Linked DNA regions of Homo sapiens: region 1 is linked to region 2. A link is an interaction called in ENCODE POLR2A ChIA-PET data of the cell type or tissue named here. Cell type or tissue: HepG2. All regions are shown on one strand. Links, peaks and the distances in the headings refer to the core of each region. The heading gives the core; the rest is flanking DNA.

Region 1 (4,390 bases), core at 391-4,390, 110 kb after region 2:
TGTCTTAGAGGCTGCTGCTGACAGCTGTTAGTTTTACCTATGCAGAGAAAAAGCCTATATTTTTGTTACTTCTAACTTTATATTTTACCTACAAATGACAAAATTCCTCTATTAGAACTAGATTAAAAGAGAAAAAAATCCTCCATCCATTCCTTCATGTATCCGAGTAGTAAGCACAGAATTGCCCTGTGTCCATTCTAAAGGGTGCTAGAGGCCATTTGAGGTTCACTAGTGAACAGCCAGCATATGTTCACTTTTTTAGCGTACAAGCATAAGTGTCTCCTAAATCTTCCCTATTCCAAGCTGTAAATGTCCAGCTGCTTCTCGGCTTCCCCGATTCCCTCCTGATCTCACTTCCCTCCCTTCTGAGTGTACTTTAAGAATAAGCAATAAGCCGGGTGCGGTGGCTCACACCTGTAATCCCAGCACTTTGGGATGCCAAGGCAGGCGGATCACCTGAGGTCAGGAGTTCGAGACCAGCTTGGCCAATATGGTGAAACCCCGTCTCTACTAAAAATACAAAAACTAGTCAGGGGTGGTGGCGCATGCCTGTAATCCCAGCTACTTGGGAGGCTGAGGCAGGAGAATCACTTGAACCCAGGAGGCAGAGGTTGCAGTGAGCCAAGATTGCGCCACTGCACTCCAGCCTGGGTAAGAGAGGGGACTCTGTCTCAAAAAAAAAAAAAAAGAAGAAGCAATAACCTGCTTGGCCTCTGACACTCTCACACCTCTTTCGGAGTGGGGAGAAGACTTACCTTGTACCAACCAGCTTCTGGTTTCTAAGCAACTGTACCCTAAATATTTAACAAAAGCTTTTATTTTTTTACTTTTGTCTCACTCTTTTGCACAGGCTGGTGTACAGTGGCACGATCACAGCTCACTGCAACATTGACCTCCCAGGCTCAAGCGATCCTCCCACCTCAGGTGCCTGAGTAGCTGGGACTACAGGTGCATGCCATCACACTAGGCCATTTTATTTTATTTTTATTTCTATAGCGATGGAGTCTTGCCATGTTGCCCAGGCTTGTCTGGAACTCCTGGGCTCAAAGCAATCCTCCTGCCTCAGCCTCCCTCAGGCTTACAAGTGTGAGCCACCACACCCAGCAACAAAAGCTATTAAAGTGTGCATTCCTTTCATCTAACATATTCTATAGAAATGTATCCCAAGAAACTAAATAAGGATGTCTACAAAGAATGGGCTAAAATGTTTTTCATTGCAATATTTTTTATAATTGTGAAAAAATCAGAAACCATATAAATGTCCAATCATAACTGATAGATTAAGTAAATTATGCAATGTCCAAAGGACTATAAACTCAGTAGCCATTACAAATTTTGTACTGAGGGCTGGGCATGGTGGCTTATACCTGTAATCCAGCAGTTTGGGAAGCTGGAGTGGAAGGATTGCTTGAGCCCAAGAGTTGGAGACTAGCCTGGGCAACATAGTGAGACCCCTGTCTCCATGAAAAAAAAAATTAGCCAGGCGTGGTGGTGTGCACCTGTGGTCCCTGCTATTTGGGAAGCTGAGACAGAAGGATCACTTTAGCCTAGGAGGTCAAGGTTACTGCGATCAAGGCACTGCACTCCAGCCTGGTCAATATAGCAAGATCCTATCTATATTAAAAAACAAAAAACTTGCATTGAGTTGTAAGTATTGCAGTTGCTGTTTTCGTAGGTCAAAACTATTTGAATTTGGGTAATTTCATGTTTCAACCTAATAGAAGGATTTTTTTTTTTTTTGCATACAAATAGGTTCACAACCTACCATGTAGTGAAAAAAGGCCAGGTGCAGTGTCTCACACCTGTAATCCCAGCACTTTGGAAGACTGAGGTGGGTGGATCACCTGAGGTCAGGAGTTTGAGACCAGCCTGGCTAACACGGTGAAACCCGTCTCTACTAAAAATACAAAAATTAGCTGGGCGTGGTGGCAGGCACCTGTAATCCCAGCTCAAGGCTGAGGCAGGAGAATCGCTTGAATCTGGGAGGCAGAGGTTGCAGTGAGCCGAGGTTGTGCCATTGCATTCCAGCCTGGGCGACAAAAGCGAAACTCCATCTCAAAAAAAAAAAAAAAAAAGAAAGAAAGAAAGAAAAAAAGAAAAGAAAAAAAGAAAAAAGCAGAGTACAACAGTATTTATGGAACAATCTCATTTTTATATTGGCAAATACATATAAATTATTTGTTAACAAAAAAAGTCTTGGAGAGGCATATGCCAAAATGTTAACAGCAGTTATCTGTGGGTAGCAGAATTATGAGCAATTTTAACCTTTTTTAAAATGAAGTTTTGGCTTTTCTCCAATGAATACTTCCTATTTGTGTAATGTTTACAGATTCTTGAATAAATGAAATAAAAGAAACCACAAGAGATAAATTGTGAGCTTGAGTCTGGGAGGTCAAGGCTGCAGTGAGCTGTGATCATGCCACTTGCACTTCAGCCTGGGTGACAAAGCAAAAAATAAAAATAAAAAAATCCTTCACTTAAAAATATCTGTGGTTGGCCAGGTACGGTGGCTCATGCCTGTAATCCCAGGATTTTGGGAGGCCGAGATGGGCGGATCACAAGGTTAGCAGATCGAGACCATCCTGGCTAGCACGGTGAAACCCCGTCTCTACTGAAAATACAAAAAATTGGCCGGGCGCGGTGGCTCACGCCTGTAATCCCAGCACTTTGGGAGGCCGAGGCGGGTGGATCATGAGGTCAGGAGATCGAGACCATCCTGGCTAACAAGGTGAAACCCCGTCTCTACTAAAAATACAAAAAATTAGCCGGGTGCGGTGGCGGACGCCTGTAGTCCCAGCTACTCGGGAGGCTGAGGCAGGAGAATGGCGTGAACCCGGGAGGCGGAGCTTGTAGTGAGCCGAGATCACGCCACTGCACTTCAGCCTGGGCAACAGAGCGACTCCGTCAAAAAAAAAAAAAAATCTGCGATTAATTCTTGTTGATCTTATGGGGAAAAAAAATCTGCAAAGACCCTTTTTCTTTCTTTCTTTCTCTCTTTCTCTCTCTTCTTTCTTTCTCTTTCTTTTCTTTTCTTTTTTTTTTTTTTTGAGACGGAGTCTCACTCTGTTGCCCAGGCTGTAATGCAGTGGTGCAGTCTCAGCTCACTGCAACCTCCGCCTCCTGGGCTCAAGTGATTCTCCTGCCTCAGCCTCCCGAGTAGCTGGGATTATAGGCGAGAGCCACCACTTCTGGCTAATTTTTGTATTTTTAGTAAAGATGGGGTTTCACCAAGTTGGCCAGGCTGGTCTCGAACTCCTGACCTCAAGTGATCCACCTGTCTCAGCCTCCCAAAGTGCTGGGATTACAGACATTGAGATGTGACAGCATGCTGGCAGTCCTCACAGCCCTCGCTCGCTCTCGGCGCCTCCTCTGCCTGGACTCCCACTTTGGCGGCACTTGAGGAGCCCTTCAGCCCACTGCTGCACTGTGGGAGCCCCTTTCTGGGCTGGCCAAGGCCGAAGCCCACTCCCTCCGCTTGCAGGGAGGTGTGGAGGGAGAGGCCCGAGCCGGAACCTGGGCTGCCTGCGGTGCTTGTGGGCCAGCTGGAGTTCCGGGTGGGCGTGGGCTTGGCAGGCCCTGGGCAATGAGGGACTTAGCACCCAGGCCAGCGGCTGCGGAGGGTGTACTGGGTCCCCCAGCAGTGCCAGCCCACCGGCACTGTGCTCGATTTCTCACGGGGCATTAGCTGCCTCCCCGCCGGGCAGGGCTCGGGACCTGCAGCCCGCCATGCCTGAGCCTCCCACCCCCTCCATGGACTCCTGTGCAGCCCCAGCCTCCCCGACGAGTGCCACCCCCTGCTCCACGGCGCCCAGTCCCATCGACCACCCAAGGGCTGAGGAGTGCGAGCGCACGGCAGCGAGGGACTGGCAGGCAGCTCCACCTGCAGCCCTGGTGCCAGTTCCGCTGGGTGAAGCCAGCTGGGCTCCTGAGTCTGGTGGGGATGTGGAGAATCTTTATGCCTAGCTCAGGGATTGTAAATACTCCAATGGGCACTCTGTATCTAACTCAAGGTTTGTAAACACACCAATCAGCACCCTATGTCTAGCTCAGGGTTTGTGAGTGCACGAATCAACACTCTGTATCTAGCTGCTCTGGTGGGGCCTTGGAGAACCTTTATGTCTAGCTCAGGGATTGTAAATACACCAATCAGCGCCCTGTCAAAACAGGCCACTCGGCTCTACCAATCAGCAGGATGTGGGTGGGGCCAGATAAGAGAATAAAAGCAGGCTGCCGGAGCTAGCAGTGGCAATCCGCTCGGGTCTCCTTCCCCACTGTGGAAGCTTTGTTCTTTGAAATAAATCTTGCCACTGCCCACTTTTTGGGTCCACACTCCTTTTATGAGCTGTAACACTCACCGCGAAAGTCCGCAGCTTCACTCCTGAAGCCAGCG
Region 2 (4,392 bases), core at 204-4,203:
ACTTATGACATCACATTTGTCTTGAATTACTGAGATATGTGTTCTTCATTGCACCTTGCACATACCACCATTTATATATGACTTTCAAAGTAAAATAGAATAATTAACATCAATTGAGGCCAGGTGTGATGCCTCCCATCACCAAGGAATACAAAATGAATGGAGTCTAAGATACAGGTGATTTGGTATAAGGAAGATAGGACTGGGGAGGAGGCATTACTGACTAAAGAGGGAAAATGACAGAAGGAAGGAAGAACCTCTGCATTGTACAAATATCCTGGCTTTTCAAACTCAGAGTTGAGATACAGTTGAAGTTTCTGTCTTAAAACCAAGCATAGGCCGGGTGCGGTGGCTCGTGCCTGTAATTCCAACCCTTTGGGAGGCCAAGGCAGGCAGATCACGCAGTCAGGAGTTCAAGACCAGCCTGCCCAACATTGTGAAACCCCATCTCTACTAAAAATACAAAAATTAGCCAGGTGTGGTGGCGGATGCCTGTAATCCCAGCTACTCAGGAGTCTGAGGCAGGAGAATCGCTTGAACCCAGGAGGCAGAAGTTGTAGTGAGCTGAGAAATCGCACCACTGCACTCCAGCCTGGGCAACAGAGCGAAACTGTCTCAAAAAAAAAAAAAAAGAAAAAAGCATTGCTCTTATCTCCTAAAACATCCAGAGGAAGACTATCACAAGATGTAAGAATTCTGTTTACTTTTAGTTGTAGAAGTGGAAAAGAAACTATTCCAAGAATTAAGATAGATTGATAATGATATTACTTAGCTGTTACTGTGAAAACACTGCACTAAGATCTTTTTATGGAATACCTCACTTAATCTTTATAGTAACCTATGTGGTAACTGCTGTCATGCTTCCTGTAATAGAAATGAGGTAACAAATCCTAAGTTGCTACCTCTCCAAGGCTATTTCAACAGATCAAAAGATGAACTTCAAAACAAGAATGTATTGAGCACCTACTCTACACTCAGTGATCAAGCTTCATGTATACTTTGCACTTCAGCAGACTTTAGATAATACGATTGATAATATTCATAAATAAACCATCTCCTATAATAACTCTCTGGTAAAACTTTACCTCTGAATTAATTCATTTCAAAAACAATTCATGCTCATTGCTGGGGGAGAAAAGAAATGATACAGAAACATATCAGAAAGTGTATTTTTGTCTACTACCAATGCTTTTCCCAAATCCTTATTAGTGATATACTGTGGCCAGTTTGATGGTTTTCCTTACAAATCTTTATATGTGCATATCTGTGTGTGTATTTAACGTGCTATCTTATTCTGTTATAAATAACATCACACTATATAACTTTTTTTCATACTTAATAAACCTTGGGAAAATGTTTATGTCAGTATATATAGAGTTTACTTTTGAATAACTGATGTTTTTTAAGTTACTGTCTAAAAATACAAGTAATAGGTTGGGTGGTCAGATAACACAGATAATACTAAAAGTGTTTAAGAACTATAAAGTCTCACTCCTCTGTGATAACTACTGTCAACAAAAAGTACCTTTTGGGCTAGGTGAGGCGGCTCATGCCTGTAATCCCAGCAGTTTGGGAGGCTGAGGCGGGTGGATGGCTTGAGTCCAGGAGTTTGAGACCTGCCTAGGCAACACGGTGAAACTCTGCCTCTACAAAAAAAAATACAAAAATTAGGGCACAGCGGCTCATGCCTGTAATCCTAGCATTTTGGGAGGCCAAGGCAGGCAGATCGCTTGAGTCCAGGAGTTTGAGATCAGCATGGATAACATGGTGAAACTCCATCTCTACAAAAAAAAAAAAAAAAGAGCCAGGCATAGTGGTGCACACCTGTGGTCCCAGCTCTTTGGGAGGCTGAAGTGGGAGGATCAAGAGCCCAAGAAGCGCAGATTGCAGTGAGCCAAGGTTGTGCCACTGCACTCCAGCCTGGCTGACAGAGTAAGACCCTGTCTCAAAAACAGAACAAAACAAAAATTAGCTGGGCGTGGTGGTGGGTGCCTATAGTCCCAGCCACTCAGAAGGCTGAGATGGGAGGATTGCTTGAGTCCACCGAGGTCAAGGCTACAGTGAGTTGTGATTCAGCCTGGATGACAGAGTAAGATCTGTTTCAAAAAAAAAAAAAAAGGTGCCTTTTTATAAATAATACCTTCAAAGGACCGAATCTTAGTTCAGAGTATATATATGATGGGACTGCTAAAACACTCGGTGAATATAAACTGTCCAGAAATTGCCTGGCTTCAACCATTTTTTCATATATTTGGTCTCTATTGTAAATTAACATGGGCTGGCCTTACTAAATATGTCTCCACAAGGGGATTACTTGATATATTAAAAGACTTTGAGCTCTGTTACGATTCTTTGCACTAAAACATTTTTATGTATCTCATACTTAGGTATTGGCATGTTTATGTTTATAAAACTTCTGATAAATGTTATACATGTCATGAAATTTAAGGGTGAAATATACATACATCTGAAAGTAGTGCCAAAAAACTGAAAATATATTTGCACACTTAAATGTCTTTGTTTCTAGCGATATTCATCTTCAACCATAATAGCCTTTTCTGAAGTGGTTTGTTTGGTTTTTATATTAGGTTTTCGTTGTCAGTGTTCCTTTCTAATTGACGTTTACATTGTTTACATTAAAGAACAGTGCTGAATTTTGAAACCGATTCAGTAAATTTTCTCTGGAAAGTACATGGGCATTACCTTGTTTTTCTAAATCTTTTGACATCTGAGCTTGTATCTAATTATGAGCAGTCAGAAGTTTTTCTAAGCTAAACTGCATGATTAGTTGTTATTTTTGTGCCTCATCTTAAACCCTAGATTGATAGTTTTTTGTTTATAAGTATGAACAGTAAAATAGTAAGAAGCTAAAGTTTTCTGTGGTGTGAACACCACTTCTAAACTACATTTTGATGTCAAATTTTTAGAGGCAGTAGATTAAATAAAAGTAGATGGATACAGTATTATAGATCTGATCATCACATTAGGTCTATAAACCTGAGAGAACAGCTGCTGTCCTAGTTTTCAAGCAAATAAAGGTAACAATGGGACATTATTGGAGCTAAAAAAGATATAGCCTATCAACTCAAATAAGCCCCTTGGTATAGAATTAGCACCATGATTCCTATACTCATTTAACAAACACTTATTGAGCTCTTACTGTGTGCCAGAACCTGAGATTAAAGTAATGAAAATGATAGTCCATCAGTCTGGCCAACATGGTGAAACCTTGTCTCTACTAAAAATACAAAAATTAGCTGGACGTGGTCATGGGCACCTGTAATCCCAGCTGCTCGGGAGGCTGAGGCAGGAGAATCGCTTGAACCCGGGAGTCGGAGGTTGCAGTGAGCTGGGATCACGCCACTGCACTCCAGCCTGGGCAACAGAGCGAGACTCTGTCTCAACGAAAAAAAGAAGAAAAGGATAGTCCAGTGTTAAGTACCAATAGGCAGTTAGAGTGTGAGTGCCCTAATAGAACACTGGGTGCTGGGGGAGTACCTAGGAGGACGAGAAGCCCCAGACCCCAATATGGAAGGGGAGGGCAGGAGGACATATCAGAAACTTCCCAGACAATGAGACCTGGAGTAGGAGTTAAGCAAAGATTGGAGGTAAAAGCGAGCATATCAGGCAGCAGGAACTGGCCTAGAGATAAATGACAGCTAGGCCTTTTTGGCTGGAGATGCTGGGGTTGCAAAGAGAGGTATGGCAAGAAATGAGGCAACAGAGGCAAACACGGCTATAAGATAAAGAATTCAGTATACTAAACTGAGACAATTGGCTTTATCCTCACTATCATAAATCTTGTGGCCTGATTACATTTGTATTTTCTAAAAGCTCTCTTTGGATGTAGCATGTGAAGACCGTAAGAAATGTTCTAGAAATAGTGAGGGTCTTAAAAGTACATACATTCTGCTGTAAGTAGATGAAATCTGTAAATTTTATATCAAAATTACTAATTCTTTTTAAAAGTTTTATGCTCTGTGTATTCATTTGTTCAGGAGAATTTGTGGGGCACCTGTTCTTTTTCAGGCACTGTGTCAAGCACTTTACTCACGTTGTCCTCTGTGGTAGGTTTTTCCTCCATTTACAGCCAAATGGGGTACCAAAAATTCACCTAAGTGCTGGGATTACATGCCTGAGCCACTATGCGTGGCCAAGACTATTAAAAGGGACAGAAACTTGAAAGATAGGCTTCTATATGGATAAATAGTCATGTACCACATAATGATGTTTCAGTCAACAGCAGACCACATGTACAATGGTGGTCCTATAAGGTTATAAAATACGTACTTCCACTCTACTTTTTTAATGTTTAGATGTGTTTAGATGAACAAATACCATTGCATTACCATGTTACAGCTAGAAAGTGTTAAGGCCAAGATTTGAATCCTG

What was found. ChIA-PET counts read pairs that join two places held together with the same protein. Peaks named below come from ENCODE experiments on the same cell type or tissue, not always from the same donor. Only the 100,000 strongest peaks of a DNase experiment are listed, where the experiment ranks them.
Region 1: POLR2A ChIA-PET joins it to region 2 with 6 read pairs; 1 of 35 experiments calls an interaction of 5 or more read pairs at or near these places.

Annotation. Positions count from the first base shown.
Region 1 is chr14:93,169,570-93,173,959 of GRCh38, reverse strand. No RefSeq gene overlaps it. Among named protein-coding and RNA genes, the nearest start is that of MOAP1, 13 kb to the left of the region's middle. In HepG2, for the core only: no CTCF peak of the experiment used is centred there; a DNase peak (open chromatin) is centred at 2,408.
Region 2 is chr14:93,278,576-93,282,967 of GRCh38, reverse strand. The region is part of intron 3 of BTBD7 (BTB domain containing 7); the gene reads left to right. Among named protein-coding and RNA genes, the nearest start is that of BTBD7, 52 kb to the left of the region's middle. In HepG2, for the core only: no CTCF peak of the experiment used is centred there; a DNase peak (open chromatin) is centred at 2,047.